Linked DNA regions of Homo sapiens: region 2 is linked to region 1. A link is an interaction called in ENCODE POLR2A ChIA-PET data of the cell type or tissue named here. Cell type or tissue: OCI-LY7. All regions are shown on one strand. Links, peaks and the distances in the headings refer to the core of each region. The heading gives the core; the rest is flanking DNA.

What was found. ChIA-PET counts read pairs that join two places held together with the same protein. Peaks named below come from ENCODE experiments on the same cell type or tissue, not always from the same donor. Only the 100,000 strongest peaks of a DNase experiment are listed, where the experiment ranks them.
Region 2: POLR2A ChIA-PET joins it to region 1 with 11 read pairs; 8 of 35 experiments call an interaction of 5 or more read pairs at or near these places.

The regions. Positions count from the first base shown.
Region 1 is chr3:183,586,381-183,596,703 of GRCh38, reverse strand. No RefSeq gene overlaps it. Among named protein-coding and RNA genes, the nearest start is that of KLHL6, 36 kb to the right of the region's middle. In OCI-LY7, for the core only: CTCF peaks have their summits at 4,048 and 4,267 (motif pointing right); DNase peaks (open chromatin) are centred at 3,673, 4,323, 4,513 and 5,475; H3K4me3 peaks cover 3,100 bases; H3K27ac peaks cover 4,000 bases.
Region 2 is chr3:183,503,024-183,513,346 of GRCh38, reverse strand. KLHL6 (kelch like family member 6) reads left to right here. Exons shown (of 7, transcript NM_130446.4): 3 at 4,839-5,288. Among named protein-coding and RNA genes, the nearest start is that of KLHL6-AS1, 41 kb to the left of the region's middle. RefSeq lists an enhancer at 4,320-5,519. In OCI-LY7, for the core only: no CTCF peak of the experiment used is centred there; a DNase peak (open chromatin) is centred at 6,236; H3K27ac peaks cover 2,176 bases.

The DNA.
Region 1 (10,323 bases), core at 2,645-6,644:
TCATTTATTCATGTAATTATTTCAGCAAATATGTCAGGTACTGTGGCAAGTACTCTTGTTTCAATCAAATATTTATGTATGACAACGTATCAACTAAGTCATGATACAAACCATATTCCTGCCAGTGTGTTGTGACTAGAAACATTTTGAAAGCATTATTTGGTCTGTATAGGTACTTACCACATCAAAGAAATACAGAGCAGACCCAAGAATGCAGCAAGCACAGATTGTGGGGATGTAGTGTTGTTGCTGCTGGCTCTCCTTCGTGCTTTAACAAACCCCGAGGGCCCATTGTCACGTTAGGGAAGATTTGATCCCAACTTCCAGAAACTCACTCAAACTTGCTTAAGCGAAGAGACACAAAAACAAAACATAAAGGTGTTTCACAGAACACAGGGGCTAGAGAGAGTCTCCTGCAGCACCAGAAACGGGTATTGGAAGGCCACCAGAAACCAAGCTGTCTCTCCCTCCTTCACCTCTCTTTGTGAGGCTCCCTGGTCTTTTATTTTTGTTCTTTCTGAGTTTGAGCATCATTTTTTTCCCTGTGCTTTTTTGTGTCCTCAGCCTCCCATACATCCTCTTAGGTACCTATAAAGCCTAACTTGAATGGCTATGTCAAATTTCAAATTTCCAGGAGAGACAATCTGATTGGCCCAGCTTGGTCAGGTGTCTATCCTTGGATCAATTAAATGCAGCCAAGAAAGTCAAAAATAACATGTCTGTGGAAATGACCTCTATAGGAAAGGGCAGTTCTAGGGCGAACCCCCAAAGCAGTCTCCTACAACCATGTATTGTTGATGTTCATTGTCAGGACTCCCATGAATAGACGGATCATCACAAAATTCACTAGTTAATTAATAGTTGTTTAACTCTAAGAAATAATTTGAGGCAGCTACATTATTTTTTTAAGAGCAGGAGTAGGAGTTTAAGAAAATACTTTAGAATAGGAAAGAAAGATGCACTTGGAAGAGACCCAGGTGGCCACATGAAGGTCAGGTGCGGTGTTTAACCTTGATCCTAGGACTTTGCACGTTGGCTCCTTTCCCATGATTCTTCCCTTCGGGTGGGCTGCCCACATGCACAGTGCCCTCCTTACCCTTGGGAGGTGAGCAAGCACAGTGTGTTTAGGAAATTGTATGCATGCCCATCTGAGGCTTCCTTCCCTTTTCCTGTGGAGTGCCCCAGAAAGTCATACTCTGCCATTTTGTCTCTTAATGCACATGCCCGGGAAGTTGCTTCTCCCTGGCATCTGCATTCAATTAACACGTTAGTGCAACAGGTGTGGACCATCAGAAAATGGCCTCTTCCTGGTGCCAGCTGCCAATTTATCGCTTTTACAGAGACAATGTGATCCTTGCTGAACCACCACCTGACATTCCTCGTGGGTGGGGGAGAGCCCTCTCCTGCCCCACTCACGCCTGTCTAACTACCACTAACACCTCCCTGCCTCAAGAGCCCAAGACTCCAAATCTTTCAGGGAAAATGGATAAAGGTCAGTTTTCTGTAATTGCTTCCCACTGACAATGGGGCAATGGTGGTTCTGTGGGTCTTGACCTCTTGCTAGCTGTCAGTGCAGAAGGGTGACTCTGTGAGTTAGTGAAACTAGTATCTAGCCATGTCCAAGGGAAACGGACAGGGTTTCACCTCCTTCCTGTCCCACTGATGGGCAGTCTAGGGGTCCCCTGTAGAATGGTGCCTCTGGAATATTGAGAGGATGGTATCCCTTACTGAAAATCATCTGGAGCTTGATGGCCTGAAGGTGAGAGGAGAGACAAATTGGGTAGTTAGAATTAGAAGAATGTTAAATCAAGATAAGAGGGTGAGGACAGCTTCAAAAATTCTGAAGCTGCTGACATGCCCAGGTAACTGGTGGCTATGGTGGCTACAGTCATGCTTGCTAAGACGCGGGTGCATAGGGCTGAGGCAGCTAAATCTTAAAGTGTGAAGTAGGTTCAGGTGCAGTCTTTAATATACTATGCCTGGAAAATAAAATGAGTATGAAAATGCTTTAATATCACTTCTTGGCCTTTGGCTCAGATCAAATGCAAAATGCTTGAATAGCTTGTAAACTCAACTAATGGAGAGCCTGAGGCTGGAGAATTGCTTGAGGCCAGGAATTCAAGACCAGCCTGGGCAACACAGGGAGACCCTGTCCTAGCTACTCAGGAGGCTGAGGTGGGAGGATCACTTGAGCACAGGATTTCAAGGCTGTAGTGAGCTATGAGTGGCACAGCCTGGGTAACAGTGAAATCTTGTCTCTAAAAATAAATAAATAAATGAAAATAAAAATACGTTTTAACATAAAATTATTAACATTTTCACACATGATTCAGTAGTTTGAATTACTGCCTTAAGTGAAGTGAAAAAAAAAATCTCATTTCTAATGTTTCCAGGTAAGTGCAGAGATTTTTTTTTTTTTTTAAATGGAGTCTTGCTCTGTCGCCCAGGCTGGAGTGCCGTAGTGCAATCTTGGCTCACTGTGAGCTCCGCCTCCTGGGTTCACGCCATTCTCCCGCCTCAGCCTCCCGAGTAGCTGGGACTACAGGCGCCCGCCACCATGCCCGGCTAATTTTTTGTATTTTTAGCAGAGACAGGGTTTCACTGTGTTTGCCAGGATGGTCTCAATTTCCTGACTTCGTGATTCACCCGCCTCGGCCTCCCAAAGTGCTGGGGTTACAGGCGTGAGCCAGTGCAGAGGTTTTTTTAAGTGACCATGTTGTTCATTTCTTTTTACTTACGCAGTCTGAATTTTAGCCAAAACTACATTAGTAGAAAATGTTGTTATCGAACCAAACTGGGGTCTGCTTGCTTGACATAGTAAGGCCAAAACATCCACACTGAGGTATGCAGTGGGAGAAAAGGAGTTTATTTGCAGGGTGCCGGGCAAGGAGAAGTGAGTAGCTCATGCTCCAGACCCAACCCCCCAGATGGCTTATAGGTAAAGGTTAAAGGCAGGGAGACAGAGGTTACAGGCACATTCATATATCAATACATGGAGGCTATACATTGTCTAGGCCTGAAAGAGAAGGATATCTTACAGGTCACAGGTCAATTCAAAGATTTCCTGATTTGTGATTGGTTAATGTAATAGTCTGTTCTTGCACTGCTATAAAGAAATACCTGATATTGGGTAATTTATAAGAAAAGAGGTTTCATTGGCTCATGGTTCCATGGGCTGTACAGGAGGCATGGTTAGGAAGGCCTCAGGAAACTTACAATCATGGTGGAAGTTCAAAGGGAAACAGGTACATTTTTTTTTTTTTTTTTTTTTTTTTTTAGACGGAATTTCACTCTTGTCACCCAGGCTGGAGTGCAATGGTGTGATCTCAGCTCATCACAACCTCCGCCTCCCAGGTTCAAGTGATTCTCCTGCCTCAGCCTCCCAAGTAGCTGGGATTACAGGCATACGCCACCATGCCCAGCTAATTTGTGTATTTTCAGTAGAAATGGGGTTTCTCCATGTTGGTCAGGCTGGTCTCGAACTCCCGACCTCGGGTGATCTGACCGCCTCGGCCTCCCAAAGTGCTGGGATTACAAACATGAGCCACTGCGCCCAGCATCAAGCAGGCACATCTTACATGGCCAGAGCAGGAGCCAGAGAGGGGGCGGGGAGGAGCTACACACTTCTAAATGAGATCTCATGACAACCCACTCACTCACTGTGACAAGAACAGCACCAAGGGGATGTTGCTAACCCATTCATGAGAACTCCACCCCATGATCTAATCATCTCCTACCAGGCCCCACCTCCAACACCAGGGATTACAATTCCACATGCGATTTGGTGGAGATGCAGATCCAAACCATATACATTAAGGAGGTGCTAAAAACTTGGCATCAGCAGAAAAGACCATTAGCACTGGCTTGTGGGTGTGACCTCTGCCAGGACCCTGAGGAAGAAATTTAGAACAAAGAAGGGGTGTTGGAGTTCAGTCCTCGTTTCCCCCTTGTCTGAGGTTCACATGCCAGTGGATCCCTTTGGTGGGGGTCCAGGTTTCTGGAAAAATTCAGGGACATATGTTAAGATGTTTCTGTCGGAAGCCAAACATTCTTGCGACTCTAACTTCCTTGGTTATTGTTTTAAGCTACCGTTACCTTCTTGCTTATCAATTTGCTCATTTACTTTTCAGGGTTAGCTAGGTGCCTGGAATTTCCCTTGAAGAAACTCAAGGTTTTTCTTCATGTCCATGCTTGAGGGGCCCACAGTCCTCTGCAAGGGGTCCCGCTCCATTTCAATGTCATGAAACAAGACTTGGTACATCCATTTGAATTTAACCAACAGGGGGAGCCAGTTTTAGATGTTTAAAATATTTTGGTCAATGTAATGTTTTAGTTAACGAATTGTTGAAATTTTGTAAGGAAATGAAACTCAGTTGACTGGCTTTTACCGGGTGTTTCTATTTGAGTGTAGATAATTGTACCTCATGGCATGGGTGCTAAACATTTTAGGTTAAATATCTTCTTGTACTGGTAAATGAGGAGGGGAAGTGAAATATGGAACAAATCGTTACTCTGGACAGGAAGCAATAGAAAGGCAAATCAACGTTGTTCTCGATTTGGTCCTTTGCATTGTTGTCATATTTCTACTGGAAATGCTTCACAGCAATGCCCTTTTAGATCATTATTTAGATGTTCAGTAAATATGTGGCCTGATATAGCTCATACCCCAGCTGAGACTGAATGTTTCTGTTCCCCTGGGGAGAGACCTTGTACCTTGAGTTAATTTGCATATGAATTCAAGTGACTAGGAAAGTGAGAGAGCAGCTGACTGGGAAGCCAAGCTCCCCACCTTTGGGGGAGAGGGGTTAATACTGCAACAGGCATAGGTGTATATATTTTTTTGTGCAATTATAATTGGGAAGTCGAATGTTAAGGGGAGGGTTAAGTAACAACAAACTTCATTAGGTTGAGCTGGTCTACACCCCCTGATGAGGTGGGGCTTAGGGGTAGGTCCAGCTTGGAAGACAAACCAAGTAACTGCAAGCTAGATTCTTGGATAATCTGTATTTCTTTGTTAGGGGAAGTAACAGTTTATAAGATTGGGCTTTTCTTGGGAAGAACCTCGAGAGAATAAAAAGCTGGGCTCCCGTCAGCCCCTCTGGAGCAGAGGTTATCCTGGAGATGTAGATCAGCCCTGGAGGGATCAGCCTCTTCTCCGGACAAAGAAAGAGCTCAAAGATGGCTGGAGGGATTCCATCAACAGTTCACTGGGGAGGGAGCCATGCAACCAGTTATAGTCACAATAGTGTGAAAACTGGCAGCTCTTCCATGTAGGGGCATCAGCAAGATCAGTGCAGAACACTCCAGGAAAGGATGGCCGGGGGTGCGGTGGTTCATGCCTATAATCCCAGCACTTTGAGAGGCTGAGGTGGGTGGATCACTTGAGGCCAGGAGTTCAACTGGCCAACATCGTGAAACCTGTCTCTGCTAAAAATACAAAAATTAGTCAGGCATGCTGGTTGGCCCCTGTAATCCCAGCTACTCGGGAGGCTGAGGCAGAATTGCTTGAACCTGGAAGGCGGAAGTTGTAGTAAGCCAAGATCTTGCTATTGCACTCCAGCCTGGGTGATGAGTGAGACTCCATCTCAAACAAACAAACAAACAAACAAACAAAACCACACAAAAACAAAAATTAAAAAAACACAAAAAAGAAGACTCCAGGAAAGGCTTTGCACTTTCAGTGAGTGGCAAGAGGATGCTTGTTCCTGTGGCTGTGCCATCTCCTATTTCTATGGAATCCTTCCCACCTCCTTAAAAACTGGCTACTATATCTCTCATGTTTAGAAAAGCCTTCACTAGATCCCTCGTATCCCTCCAGCTGACAGACCATGTCTCTGTCCCTCTTTCCAGAAAACCAACTCAGAAGAGTTACTCTGCCTGCAATTCTTTACCTCCCTTCGGCCTACTCTTTTTCTGTGGGATGCTTTTGGTATTAAATAATAGAGAACTCTGAATCAACTGTGTAGAGTAAGATGGGGAATTCATTGGCTCAAGTGACAAGAACTCCACAGGTGGAGCAGGCTCCAGACAGGGGCTCTGGCAATTCCCTTGACTCCGCCCTCCTCTAGGGGGTTGGCTTTATCCTCAGGCTTGTGCCAAGGTGGTTTCCACAGAACTAGGGGTCACAGGCAGAAATGACAATAGCTAATGGGAGAAGGGCAGAGATCTTCTTGTGTCTCTTTTTAAGACAAAATGATACCTCCGGCCAGGCGCGGTGGCTCACTCCTGTAATCGCAGCACTTTGGGAGGCTGAGGTGGGTGGATCACCTGAGGTCAGGAGTTCAAGACCAGCCTGGCCAACACAGAGAAACCCTGTCTCCACTAAAAATACAAAAATTAGCTGGGCATCGTGGTGCATGCCTATAATCCCAGCTACTCAGGAGGCTGAGGCAGGAGAATCGCTTGAACCCAGGAGGCGGAGGCTATGGTAAGCCAAGATCACGCCATTGCACTTTAGCCTGGGCAACGGAGTGAGACTGTCTCAAAAAAAAAAAAAAAAAAAAAGAGGCCTCCACAGAAATCCTTCAACAGACATCCCCTCACATCTTGTTGGCCAGAATAATGGTATCACATAGCCATTGGCAAAGAAAAGTAGATCATGGTGTCTTGGTTTAAACCAGTCAGGATTTACACTGGAGCTGGCAGTAGGGGTTCTTTTTGCAAGGAAAAAGGGGTGAATAGAGTCTGGGAAGTAACTAACATTTACATCTACCTTTTATTCCCAACACTACATTGAAATGGAATTGCACAAGGCTTCAAATCCAGTGAGCATTTCTTTGTCTTCAATGTGTTCCTCCTTTTAGAAACATTTGACATAATTGAGCACCCATTAGCTTCTACTACATCTCCTGGCTTGACTTTCTCTTCTGCTTGTTTGTCAGTTTACTGCATTGGGTACACAGGATTTTAAAACATCCTATTTTGTCCTAAATTTTTGTCTTCCCAATGCAATTAGAGCAAATGATTCTCACCAAGTGAGGAGTGAGACGATTGGCCAGGACTTATAGCATGGCCAAGAATGAATTTTATGTCCCTTGGTTGATTAAACACCTCCAGCTTATAAAAGAGATTAATGAGACCAAGGTGCGTAAGAAATTGGAGAGAAAATTTGTTTAGAGAGATGTGCCCTATGAGTTTTTCCCCATCGTACAGAAGCAGTGGGGGATGCTTGCCCCTCCTGACCAGTGTAGGGAAAGGGGCTTTACTGGGGAGCACTTAGAAGGTGGATCACAGTGGACTAGAGTCTGCCCTTGGCCGGCTAGCTGTTCTAATGGCAGGGAGAAGAGATGGTGCTATGTTGGGGCAAATGATGCTTATGAGTGCTTCCCACGGGCCTGAGGTAGCACTCACAGAGAAAGCAAGCAAGCTTGAGGTTTTCTTAGATCCTGCCCAGGAGGGCTGCTTGGAGAAAAAAACCCAACCACAAACAAGTGTTGGAGATGTACTATTAGATTCCAAGGCAGTGAAAGAGGAATTGTAAGTGACCAGCCCTAGGAGATGCATTTACTTACAGCATGGGAACTGCCATTGTAAGATTTCCAAAGATGAGTCTGAAGAAACCATAATATTGTCCCAAAAGAGAAAGAATAAGCTCTAGATGCCTGGAAAGCCCAGACAGCTCTTATTAGTTTACGACAAGACTAGCCACGTAGGATCTTTCCTGCCCTGTCCCTTTCTACCTCCCCACTCTGCTTCCATTCTAGAGGAACCAGAGGCAGCCAAATGAGCTGGGAAAGAGGACGTCACATTTCAGGTGAAATAGAGGACAGCTGACTCCCACTGGAGGCAGCCAGGCTGGAGCAGAGAGCCTCAACTCTTCATGAATTTGGAATACTTTCTTATTACCATTCATAACGCTTATTGAAATGAGACTCTCTCTTTCTCTCTCTATGTGTGTGTGACCAGCAGTGACCAGATGGCTTTATATTATTTAAGAATGTCCACAAAAGTCACACAATCCCCTTCAGTTTTGTTCAAGGGAGCAGGGAACAACTAGTTCCATGGAGGGGATGGCTTGAACAGGTAGTGGAGGAAAAGAATAAAGTGGTTTTCTGATTACACTGCGTGCTTCCCTCTTGCTCAATGTATCATTAAAACTGGCTATTTCTGCTATCCAACCTTTAAATGAACTTATGCCCCAAGTCCTGTCCTGGGTCTTCTCTCTTTTTCCGTTTCATGGCTTTAACTTCTCCTAAGGGGGTGACTTCCAAATGTGTACCTTTAGCCCAAATATTTCATCTGGGCCCCAGAATCATGAATCCAATTGCCACCGGCAACTTTACATGGACCTCTAATAGGCATCTTAATATGCCCAAATTTCCCTGCCCCATCTTCACCATCTGTTTTTTTTTCCAATTTTTTCCATATAGTTTGTTAAATTATATAATAAAGAGCATAATCTTCCAAACAGTTGCTTAAACCCCACATTGAGGAATCGTTTTAGATTTCTTCCTCGTCCTCCCCGCCTGCATTCAGCTCATGACAAAGTCTTGCCAATTCTACCTGAAGAATATATCCCAAATGCATCCTCTTCCTGCCATCTCTGCTGTCACCCCCAGTCCAAGGCGCCATAATCTTTTGCCTGGACTACAGTCAAACCCTCCTATCTGGCCTCCCTTCTTCCACTTCCCTGTTTAGTCTGTTTTCTACATCACGAGGATGGATTTCTTTTTTTTTTTTTTTTTTTTTTGAGATGGAGTCTCCCTCTGTCCCCCAGGCTGGAGTGCAGTGGCGCTATCTTGACTCACTGCAACCTCTGCCTTCTGGGATCAAGTGATTCTCATGCCTCAGCCTCCCTGAGTAGTTGGGACTATAGGCGTGTACCACCATGCCCAGCTAAGTTTTTTTGTACTTTTAGTAGAGACGAGGTTTCACCATGTTGGCCAGGCTGGTCTCAAACTCTGGACCTTAGGTGATCCACCAATCTCAGCCTCCCAAAGTGCTGGGATTACAGGCGTGAGCCACCGCGCCCGGCCACAAGAGTGGATTTTTAAACATTTAAATCTAATCATGCATGTCACTGCCCTACTTAAATCTTCTATTATTTTCCTTCTTCATGTAGAATAAACTTCAAACTACTAACCATGGCCTAGAAAAGCCTCCATGACCTAGTCCCTGTCTTCCTCTTTCGTTACAACTGACTACTCTCTCTTGCTCACTAAGCTGCAGCTGCTTTTGCTTGACTGTCCCAGTTTCCTGCCTACTTCCTGTTCTCCCTGCCTAGAATGTTCTTCTACTGACTCTTGTAAGACTGGGTCTTTGTCAACCTTCAGATCTCTGCTCAAATATCAACTTCTTGGGGAGGCTTTTTCTCAGCAAGCTTTCTTTCCTTTCCTTTCCTTTTCTTTTCTTTTCTTTTTTCCTTAGAGACAGGGCCCCACTGTGTCACCCAGGCTGGAGTTCAGTAGCACGATCATACCTCATTGCATCCTTGAAGTCCCGGCCTCAAGCGATCCTCCCACCTCAGCCTCCCAAGTAGCTGGGGCTACAGGTGTACACCACCAGGCCTGGCTAATTTTTCTTATGTTTTTGTAGAGATGGGGCCTTGCTATGGTGTCCAAGCTGGTATTGAACTCCTGGCCTCAAGTGATCCCCCTGTCTCGGCTTCCCAAAATGCTGAGATTACATGCATAAGCCACCTTGCCTGGCCCTGAGCACTCTTTCTAAAGCAGGTTCTCCTGCACCCTGTGTTACTCTCTATCTAATCACTATATTTCTTTTGTCCATAGCACTAGTCAAACATTTAAATTATCTCACTACTTGTTTAATTATTGTCTATCTCTTTTATCACAATATAAATTTCATTGAGATAGAGACCTTTCTGTCTTATTCACACAAGTATTCTTGGCACCTAGAATAGTATCTGGCAGATAGTAGGTGCTCAGTAAATACTCAGTGAATAAATGAATGAAAGGGGCAACATTCACCCATGTGTAAGTATCCTCTGGAGGAACTATGTAGACTGAGTTAGATGAGCCCAGAGTGAAACCATAAGACCTTTAAAGCTCGTTCCGAGGAGAGGATGTTGCTTGAAGGTGTGGTTTCCTCCAACTGAGTGAGCCGCCGCCCTACACCACTGTGTTACCTGGGAAGAGAAGGATAGGAGAATGTTCAGGGCCAGGGGACACTAGATGTTAACAGAAATTCATTTCGTTTTCTTTTGAGTTAGAAGATGAAAGATAAGAAAACTTCTCAAGGCTTGGGCAGCCCCTCTCCAAGAAAATCCTGCTAGAATGGCAAGAAGGGCAATACTTTAAGCATTCCACCCTTTGATGGCCATACAGAGTGACAATCCCTTCCATGCAGAGGGCACAGGTGGACACC
Region 2 (10,323 bases), core at 3,844-7,843, 85 kb after region 1:
TGCTTCTATCTTTTATTAACTGTAAGTCTCTGAGGAAATTACTTCTCTGAATCTGGTTTCCTCAGGGATGATAATAGATACCCTTTTCATGGCATTGTGGTGAGGATTGAGTAACTCTTACAGTTAGTATGTAGAGTCTGGCCTATAGTAAGTGCTCTTTTAGTGTTTACCTTTTATTTTCTCATTGCGTCCTTTAAAAATCACAATAATGTGTTTATTTTACGTATTTTTTCCTGAGTTTATAATGTTCATGCTCAGTATAGTAAAGTTGTCATACAACAAACTCTAAAAAAATTAATAACTTTATCTATAACCACTGCTAACATTTTGTATGTTACCTTCTAGTATTTTCTCTATAAATGAGAAAGTTGGTCTATTTTAGGTAGGTATTTCTTACACACAATTGGAGAGGATAGGAAGTGGTGAAGAGGGTAAAGTAATTCTCCCTTTCTTCCCTGAAATTGGATGGGAATTACAGTGTGAGCCACTGTGCCTGGCCTCTATGACTTTATTTTATATATATATTTATTTATTTATTTATAAAAATAGGATCATAGTCCCGGCCTGGTGGCTCATGCCTGTAATGCCAACACTTTGGGAGGCCAAGGTGGGTGGATCACCTGAGGTCAGGAGTTCGAGACCAGCCTGATCAACATAGAGAAACCTCATCTCTATTAAAAATACAAAATTAGCTGGGTGTGGTGGCACATGTTTGTAATCCCAGCTACTTGGGAGGCTGAGTCAGGAGAACCTCTTGAACCCGGGAGGCGGAGGCTGTGGTGAGCCAAGATCATGCCATTGCACTCCAGCCTGGGCAACAAAAGCAAAACTCTGTCTCAAAAAAAAAAAATATCATAATGTACATAATATGATTTGTGAAGTGCTTTTCTCATTTTATCTGCAAATATTTCAGTTATGTCTAAAAGATAAGGATTCTTCTTAAACATAAACATGAAACTATTATTGCACCTCAAATGAATAATAATTGTTTCATTATCACCAATAGAAACAACTACTGTTATCAGGTCTTATGTGGCCTCCCAGAGTAGTCTAAGTTCCTAGAAATATCTACTTAATTTTCCTCTCCTCTTCCCCTCACGCAAACGCTGGCATGGTGATCGTGGTATTTTGCACTGGGGGCTACCATTTAAGTGAGTTTCCTTTCAGCTCTCATAGATGTCTCTGTGAACAGGGCCAGATAGGGTTCTGGTGTCCAGTTCTGAGGGCTCACGAGGCTTGGTCTTTGTTGCATATTTTTAGTCTTTGAACTGAAAATCTGCCAACGACTAAACAGGTGTTAGCAGCCTTGTTCACAACTGTTTCCACGGTTGCTCATGCAAAGAGCAGAGCTGCCGGCAGTTGAGACCAGCAGACATGGGGTTCTGAGGCAGAATTCAGGCCTTCTGCAACTTTGCATTGTGTAGGGAAAAGAGAGATCAGACTGTTACTGTGTCTATGTAGAAAGGGAAGACATAAGAAACTCCATTTTGACCTGTACCCTGAAAAATTGCTCTGCCCTGAGATGCTGTTAATCTGTAACTGCCCCAACCTCTTTGCCCCAACCTTAAGCTCACAAAAACATGTGTTGTATGGAATCAAGGTTTAAGGGATCTAGGGCTGTGCAGGATGTGCCTTGTTAACAAAATGTTTACAGGCAGTATGCTCGGTAAAAGTCATTGCCATTCTCCAGTCTCAATAAACCAGGGGCACAATGCACTGCAGAAAGCCGCAGGGACCTCTGCCCTGGAAAGCCGGGTATTGTCCAAGGTCTTTCCCCATGTGATAGTCTGAAATATGGCCTCGTGGGATGGGAAAGACCTGACCATCCCCCAGCCCGACACCCGTGAAGGGTCTGTGCTGAGGAGGATTAGTAAAAGAGGAAAGTCCCTTGCAGTTGAGATAGAGGAAGGCCACTGTCTCCTGCCTGCCCCTGGGAACTGAATGTCTCAGTATAAAACCCGATTGTACATTTGTTCAGTTCTGAGATAGGAGAAAAACCGCCCTGTGGCGGGAGGCGAGACATGTTGGCAGCAATGCTGCTTTATTATTCTTTATTCCACTGAGATGTTTGGGTGGAGAGAAGCAAAAATCTGGCCTACGTGCACGTCCAGGCATAGTACCTCCCCTTGAACTTATTTGTGACACAGATTCCTTTGCTCACATGTTTTCTTGCTGACCTTCTCCCCACTATCACCCTGCTCTCCTACTGCATTCCTCTTATTGAGATAGTGAAAATAGTAATCAATAAATACTGAGGGAACTCAGAGACTGGTGCCGGTGAGGGTCCTCCGTATGCTGAGCGCTGGTCCCCTGGGCCCACTGTTCTTTCTCTGTACTTTGCCTCTGTGTCTTATTTCTTTTCTCAGTCTCTCGTCCCACCTGACGAGAAATACCCACAGGTGTAGAGGGGCTGGCCCCCTTCAGCATTGACCCTCGGAGAAATGCTTTATTTATTTATTTATTTATTTATTTTGAGATGGAGTTTTGCTCTTGTTGCCCGGGCTAGAGTGCAATGACACGATATCAGCTAACCGCAACCTCCGCCTCCCAGGTTCAAGCATTCTCCTGCTGCAGCCTCCTGAGTAGCTGGGATTACAGGCATGTGCCACCACGCCTGACTAATTTTGTATTTTTAGTAGAGACGGGGTATCTCCATGTTGGTCAGGCTGGTCTCCAACTCCTGATCTCAGGTGATCTGCATGCCTCGGCCTCCCAAAGTGCTGGGATTACAGGCGTGAGCCACCGCGCCCGGCCTAAAAAATGCTTTTTAAACTGACAATCCTATGTGATCTGACACAGAAAGATAATATTTTGCAATAGAGGTTGATCCAAAAAGTCAGGGATGTGTTCCCTGGAATGCTCTGGAGTAAAGTCCAGAGCCTAGGTCACCTTGGTCCACTCTTAGAACCAGTCCTGCCCCACTATCAACCTTCAGGCTCGATAGCCCCACTCCCCACAGCTCCTGCCAACCCTCCCCAGTCAGGTCTGTCCTGTCCCTACTCTCACCAGGACCTGCCTTCAGAAGGCCTCCCCCACCCCCACCAGGTCTTGCCCCCTCAGCCTCCCCTTTCCTCTCCCCCCATTAATCGATCAACCCATGGGCACCAAGAACTTGACCCTATAAGGAGTCCAGTAGACGGGGAAGGGAGCTAGGAGGTTGAAATTGTTCAAAGCTAAGCTCCAGAGAACAACAAATAAGAATGAACCAATGCATTTGAGACATGTCATCTGTAAAATGGATATTACAAAATATAATGGATATAACAGTGCTTTGTCATCTGTAAAGTGCCCTACAAGCACAAGGGACTTGAATTTTTATGAGGATGGTGATAACTTAAAAGTGGGACCTGAGAGCCAATCAATAATTTTACAAATTGATTTTTTAATGACAAAAGCGGTACGTATTCATTTTAAAGGATATATAAATAAATAAAACATATAAATAAACAAAAACAGAAAAATTCTCATAGTCTTCTTAGAGTGTCATACCTTCTATTATTTATATAGTATATTCCCTGTCCATCCCATGAGACCTGTTTCTGTGGGAGAACTATGGTTCCCTTGATGACAAATTTTGCCATGTGACTTACTCTGGACGGTTTTGTGTAAATGGATATAGCATGCGCCCCCTCTGAGCAGAAGCTTTAAAAGCCTCTGTGTGGTTCTGCCATCTTTTTCCCCTTCTGTCATGGGACCAGCATGTCTCAGGTAAGGGCTTTCCATCTTCCTGGCCCCTGGAATGAAGAGCCCCGTGAAGAACACATAGTGGGTAAGAGGAACATTTATTGTAAGCCCCTGAGACGTGAGGGTTGTTTGCTGCTGCAGCAGAATTTGCCTTAAGATACCTGATAACCCAAAGAGATAACAACCATTAATATTTTGACCTACATCCTTTCATCTTCTTTCTATGACTTTATTCTGTGTATGTTTTCTTTATAAAAATAAGGTCACAATGTACATATGATTTGTGACGTGCTTTTCTCATTTTATCTGCAAATATTTCACTTATAGCTCTAAAAAATAAGGATTCTTCTTCAACATAAACATGAAACCATTATGGCACCTAAAATGAATCATAATTGTTTCATTAGCACCAAATATTAGTCATTGTAAACATTTCTCCAACTTTAAAAAATATATATTGTTTAAATCAGGAATCCAAATAAGATCCATACTTTGCAATTGGTCAATGTGTCTTAAATCTCTGTTTATCTTTAGGTTCTCCCTCTCCTTCTCTCTCTCTTTTATCCCCTTGTAATGTATTTGTTGAAGAAACTGAACAAGTTGTTCAGTAGAGTTTTCCACAATCTGGATTTTGCTGATCATGTTCCCATGACGTCTTTAGCAGGTTCCTCTTTCCCTGTATTTCCTGTAAATTGCTGAGTAAATGTAGAGGCTTAATCAGATCCAATGAACAGATTTTAAAACTCAATACATTATGAACATTTTCTATTTCATTTAATATTTTCTACAACATGTGTTTTAAGTATCTACAGAGCTATCGACTGTATGAATGAATTATATGTATTTAGCTAGTCCCGTAAGTGTCTCATTGTTTTAAGTCGACTGTATGAATGAATTATATGTATTTAGCTCCTCCCGTAAGTATCTCATTGTTTTGTCGACTGTATGAATGAATTATATGTATTTAGCTCGTCCAGTAAGTATCTCATTGTTTTAAGTCTACTGTATGAATGAATTATATGTATTTAGCTCATCCTGTACTGTTGGACATTTAGGTTGTTTCCAATTTTTGGCTAATACACATAACTCACTGATAAACCTCCTTGTGGACTCACCATTTTCTGGCCTCCTTTCCACCCTTTCTATTTCATCAGTTCCTGCGGATGGTGGATGCCTGTGCCAGCTTCCTCACTGAAGCCTTGAACCCAGAAAACTGCGTTGGAATACTGAGGCTGGCTGACACACACTCGCTGGACAGTCTAAAGAAGCAGGTTCAGAGTTACATCATTCAAAACTTTGTGCAGATTCTGAACTCTGAGGAGTTTCTTGACCTGCCCGTGGACACTCTGCACCACATCTTGAAGAGTGATGACCTTTACGTGACCGAGGAGGCTCAGGTGTTTGAGACCGTGATGAGCTGGGTCCGGCACAAGCCATCAGAACGACTCTGCTTACTCCCCTATGTCCTCGAGAACGTGCGCTTACCGCTTCTGGACCCGTGGTACTTTGTGGAGACGGTGGAAGCAGATCCTCTCATCAGGCAGTGCCCAGAGGTCTTCCCGCTGCTCCAGGAAGCCAGGATGTACCACCTTTCTGGCAATGAGGTGAGTAGAAGATAAGAGGTGCTATATTTAACCAGCGAAGTAAGGAGTTAGCTAGGGGCTCACAGAGATGCAAGCAAAGCGGATTCAAAAATCCTTAGGGCATTAAGGAGAAAACACTGCCCTGTTCATTGCTGAGTCGGTCAGTTCCAGAAGCCCTGATTCCTGATCTATGAGGCCGATCCCACGTGTTCAGACAGTTACTGAGCGCGTTAGGTGAGATGTAGAAATCACCCAGCACCATGCCTGGCCCGTGCTTCCTCTTCCCAGTTGTGGAAGGGTGGGAGGTTGGGGGTCACACTGCACGCACAAACAAGAATGTGCCCTGGGCCGGGCCTGGTGGCTCACACCTGTAATCCCAGCAGTTTGGGAGGCCCAGGGCGGGTGGATCACGAGGTCAAGAGATCCAGACCATCCTGGCCAACATGGTGAAACCCTGTCTCTACTTAAAAATACAAAAAAATTAGGTGGGCATGGTGGCATGCACCTGTAGTCTCAGCTACTCGGGAGGCTGAGGCAGGAAGATCACTTGAACCCGGGAGGCAGAGGTTGTAGTGAGCCGAGATCACGCCACTGCACTCCAGCCTGGGCAACAGAGGGAGACTCTGTCTCAAAAAGCAAAGCAAAACAAAACAAACAAAAAACAAAAAAAACAAGAACGTGCCCTGTCTAGTCACTATTCCATGGGGGTGCTGCTCTTCCTTGCCCACTCTGGTGAAATCTTGTGTCTCTTGTATATACTCTGACATCACTTTGATTTAGACTCTCACCATCTGAATTTCTGGAAATTTCTCAAAACTCATCTTCCTCCCCCAAGTCTGGCCTCCCTCCAATTTATTCACCAGCTGAAAGATCTGAAACTCAAGTCTGATCATCTTGCTCCTGGGCTTGCCTTCTTCATTGGCTCCCCATCACTTTCAGAATAAAGCCCATACTTCCTGCCTACGTTCCCAGAGCCTGGTCTTGCATCATTAATCTCCTGCCTGCTTCTCTAGTGTCCTCTCCAACCTCCCACTTCTGCTCTAGTCCTAATGCACAGCTTGTGGTTCCCCAAAGTGGATGTGCTTTTTCTGCCTCCAGGTCAATCTGAATGTTGTTCAAATGCTTTTCTCTTCTTCATCTAGCTGACTTCTACTCCTACTTCAAAACTCAGTCCAAGCATCACTTTCTCCAGAGACTTCTCCTTTTATTTATTTATTTATTTATTTATTTATTTATTTATTTATTTATTTTTGAGAGGAGGTCTTGCTCTGTTGCCCAGGCTGGAGTACAGTGGTGCAATCATAGCTCACTGCAGCCTCGACCTCCCAGGCTTAAGTGATCCTCCCACCTCAGCCATCCAAGTAGCTGGGAGTACAGGCATGTGCTACCACACCCGGCTAATTTTTAAATATTTTGTAGAGACAAGGTCTCACTATGTTGCCCAGGCTGGTCTTGAACTCCTGAGCTTAAGTGATCTTCTCATCTCAGCCTCCCAAAGTGCTAGGGTTACAGGTGTGAGCCACCACACCCAGCCACTCTCCGTGTTCTCATAGCACTTGGTGCATTGCTCCATCACAGCACCAACTGCTGCATGGCAATGATTTGAATTTATTATATGTAAATATCTCTAGACTGGGAGCTTGTTATAGTAGGAAATATGTCTTATTGCACTTTACATCTCTAGATCTTAGAAGAGAGTCCTGAGACTGCTATATAGTGAATGAGTAATTAGTAAATGCTTGTTGAATGATTAAATGGGTACTACGAACGGTGAATAAACATGTCATTTGGATCTACCTGGTTCTCCTTAACAATTCCTGAAGAAGATTTTTCTTCAGAACTTTATAAAGACAAGAACAAATTTAGTGGAGAGGAAGTAATGATATAGGGACAGTTTGTTAACAGTTTGTACACATGAACACCCATACATATATCTCACTATGCAGTGGTTCTGGGATTAGCTACCAGGCTTTCTTCATTAGGCCATTGGTAGAAGCCTTAGCCAAACGTGGCCCAGGAATTGTCTGTCTGAGGTTCTTTTAGAGTTTCTCCCTTTTTCTGTGTGTTCTTTTCTAGTTTTTTTGTTGTCCTTAGATCCACTGTTCATTCATTCACTCTGCAAACATACCCTTAAATGTTTAGTAGAATTTACCAGAGCCTGGTGTTTTCTTTGTGGAAAGTTTTTAAACTATAATGTATATCTCTTTAATAGATATAGGACTATTTAGGATCTCTGTTTCTTCTAGAATGAATTTTGATAGTTTGTGTCTCAAAGAATTTTTTCATTTAATATAAGTTGCTGAATTTATTGGCATAAAGTTGTTCACAGCATTCCTTTATTATCTTGTTAATACCTGCAGAATCTATAGTGTTGTCACATCTCTCATTCCAGATATTGGTAATTTGTGTCTGCCCTTTTTTTTTTTCCTGATCAATCTGGTTAGAGGCTTATCAATTTTATTGATTTTTCTCAAATAACTAATGTCTAGTTTCATTTGATTTTCTCTATTGTTTTTCTGTTTTCTATTTCACCTATTTCCACTCTGATCATTATTTTCTTTCTTTCTGCTTAGTTTGGGTTTAATTTGCACTTATTTCTGTAGTTTCTTAAGGTGGAAGTGGAGGCCACTGATTTGAGACTTTCTTTCTAATATTGGCTTTCATGCTATAAATTTCCCCCTAAAAACTACTTAAACAGCATCCCATGTATTTAAGCACGCTATGCCTTCATTTTTTGCAAATAAATCCTGAACACCAATTCCTTGCCAGATATGGCACCAGGTACTGCAAAAACAGTCTGTGTCTTACCCAGGTACTGCTAAACAGTCTGTGTGTCAGAGAAGATGGGACATTTAACAAATGAAGGGTGATGAGTGGATTGATGGGGGGAGCCTAGGAAACCACATAGGTCCTATTCTATGCTGGATGTCTAGCAGACAGCCTGCATATAATTGCAGACAGGTTTCAGTCTCCGTAACTGCCCTCAGTTCAGCATTTATTCAGTGTCTCCCATGGAATACTACACAGCCATAGAAAAGAATGCAATCATGTTTTTTGCAGCAACATGGATGGAGCTGGAGGCCATTATCCTAAGTGAACTGACACAGGAACAGAAAACCAAATAATGCATGTTTTCACTTATAAGTGAGAGCTAAACATTGAGTACACATGAACACAAAGAAGGGAACAAAAGATACCAGGGCCTACTTGAGGGTAGAGGATGAGAAGAAGGTGAGGACTGAAAAACTACCTATCAGGTACTATGCTTATGTATGATTTCATCATACGGATGATGAAATAATCTGTACACCAAACCCCCACAACACACAATTTACCTATATAACAAATCTGCACATGCTGAACCTAAAAGTTAAAATAAATAGCACTTTAAAACAATTTAAACATATACTGTGCCTTGATCAACTATACTTCCAATATTTTTGCTATTTTTGTTTCTGCTTCCTATTTTCTAAGTCCTTGAAATGCAGATGATAAAGATTTTCTCTGATATAAAAGGTCCCTACCCTGTCTTCTGCAAAATTGCTGCAATGAAATATTTTTATTGCCTTTTGTATTTCCGAGGTGCTGGGGGCAGAGTCAGACATTATAAGCTTTAGATTTAGGAGGAGAGAGAATTCTGACATCTGGAAAATTCTTCAGTGGTGAGAACCTGGGCTTGGAGTCAGGCAGAGATCTGGGTGTTAATCTTGACTCCACAATTTATTTACAGTGTAATCTCAGGCAGTTACTTAGCTATGCTAAGGCTCAGTTCTGATCTGTAACATGGGGGTAATAATACCTACCAACTGATAGAACTGTCTTGAGAGTTAAGTAATGAATGGAACGCTTAGCACAGTGTCTGGTACAAGCTAAGTGCCCCACAAATGGAAGCTGTTGCCATTGCCACTTGGTTCGTTTATTGTTGCTCCATCTCTCACAATCAATCATTTTCCTTCTCTGGGGTTAAAACCAGTCTTTTCACTGTGTCTCAGGTTTTTGTGGCCTTATTTTCCCAAATCCTTCTCAAGGCACTTTCTCATCTTCATTTTATAGTTTGGACAACTGAACCAACCAACCAGCCACCATGACCTCCTAATTGGGGTCTCATTGCCAGTTGATTCCCTGAGTCAGTCTGCTCCCTGCTGGAATGGTCTTGGGTTGACTCCTGATGACAGTAGTGTGAGCCTGGAGGCTACTCTGTGAACACATTTCTCCCCGTACCCTTCATTTACCAAACTTTAACCCTCTTGTCCTATCATCATCTTTCCCATTTTTGTTTTATTTTGTTTTGTTTTTTCTTCAGACAGACTTTTGTTCTTGTTGCCCAGGCTGGAGTGCAATGGTGCGATCTCGGCTCACTGCAACCTCTGCCTCCCAGGTTCAAGAGATTCTCCTGCCTCAGCCTCCTGAGTAGATGGGATTACAGGCATGTGCCACCACCCCTGGCTAAGTTTGTATTTTTAATAGAGACGGGGTTCCTCCATGTTGGTCAGGCTGGTCTCAAACTCCCAACCTCAGGTGATCTGCCTGCCTCGACCTCCCAAAGTGCTGGGATTACAGGTGTGAGCCACCGTGCCCAGCCCATCTTTCTCTTCTAACCTTGCCCATCCTCTAAACTGGTGTTAACAACAGGAAATTTTAGAACACACCAAAAGCAAATGTCAGTCTCCATTTGATTTGGGAATGGTAGCTGGAACCTTCATTGAAAGAGAACTTTGGGGACAGAGGAAATTTGCCTCTTCATTTAACTGCCTCTTAAGTTTTCAGACATGAACCTGATCTATACCAAACATTACTCTGACATGTGTGATGTGGGGAAAGGGGAGCAGAGGCTCCAGCCCAAGGACAGCTTTGCTGAAACAATATGCTCACTCTGTCCCCTAGTATAAGATCTGTGGACAGTGAGCAGTCATTAAGGTGCAATTATCTGCTCTGTTTTTAACAATCTGAAAATAAACTGGTTATGCCTGATTGTTGCATGCAATTCATTGGCAAACACTTCCATATGTCTGCAACAAAGTGGCACGTCTCAGACTTCAGATTGACATTTGTCATG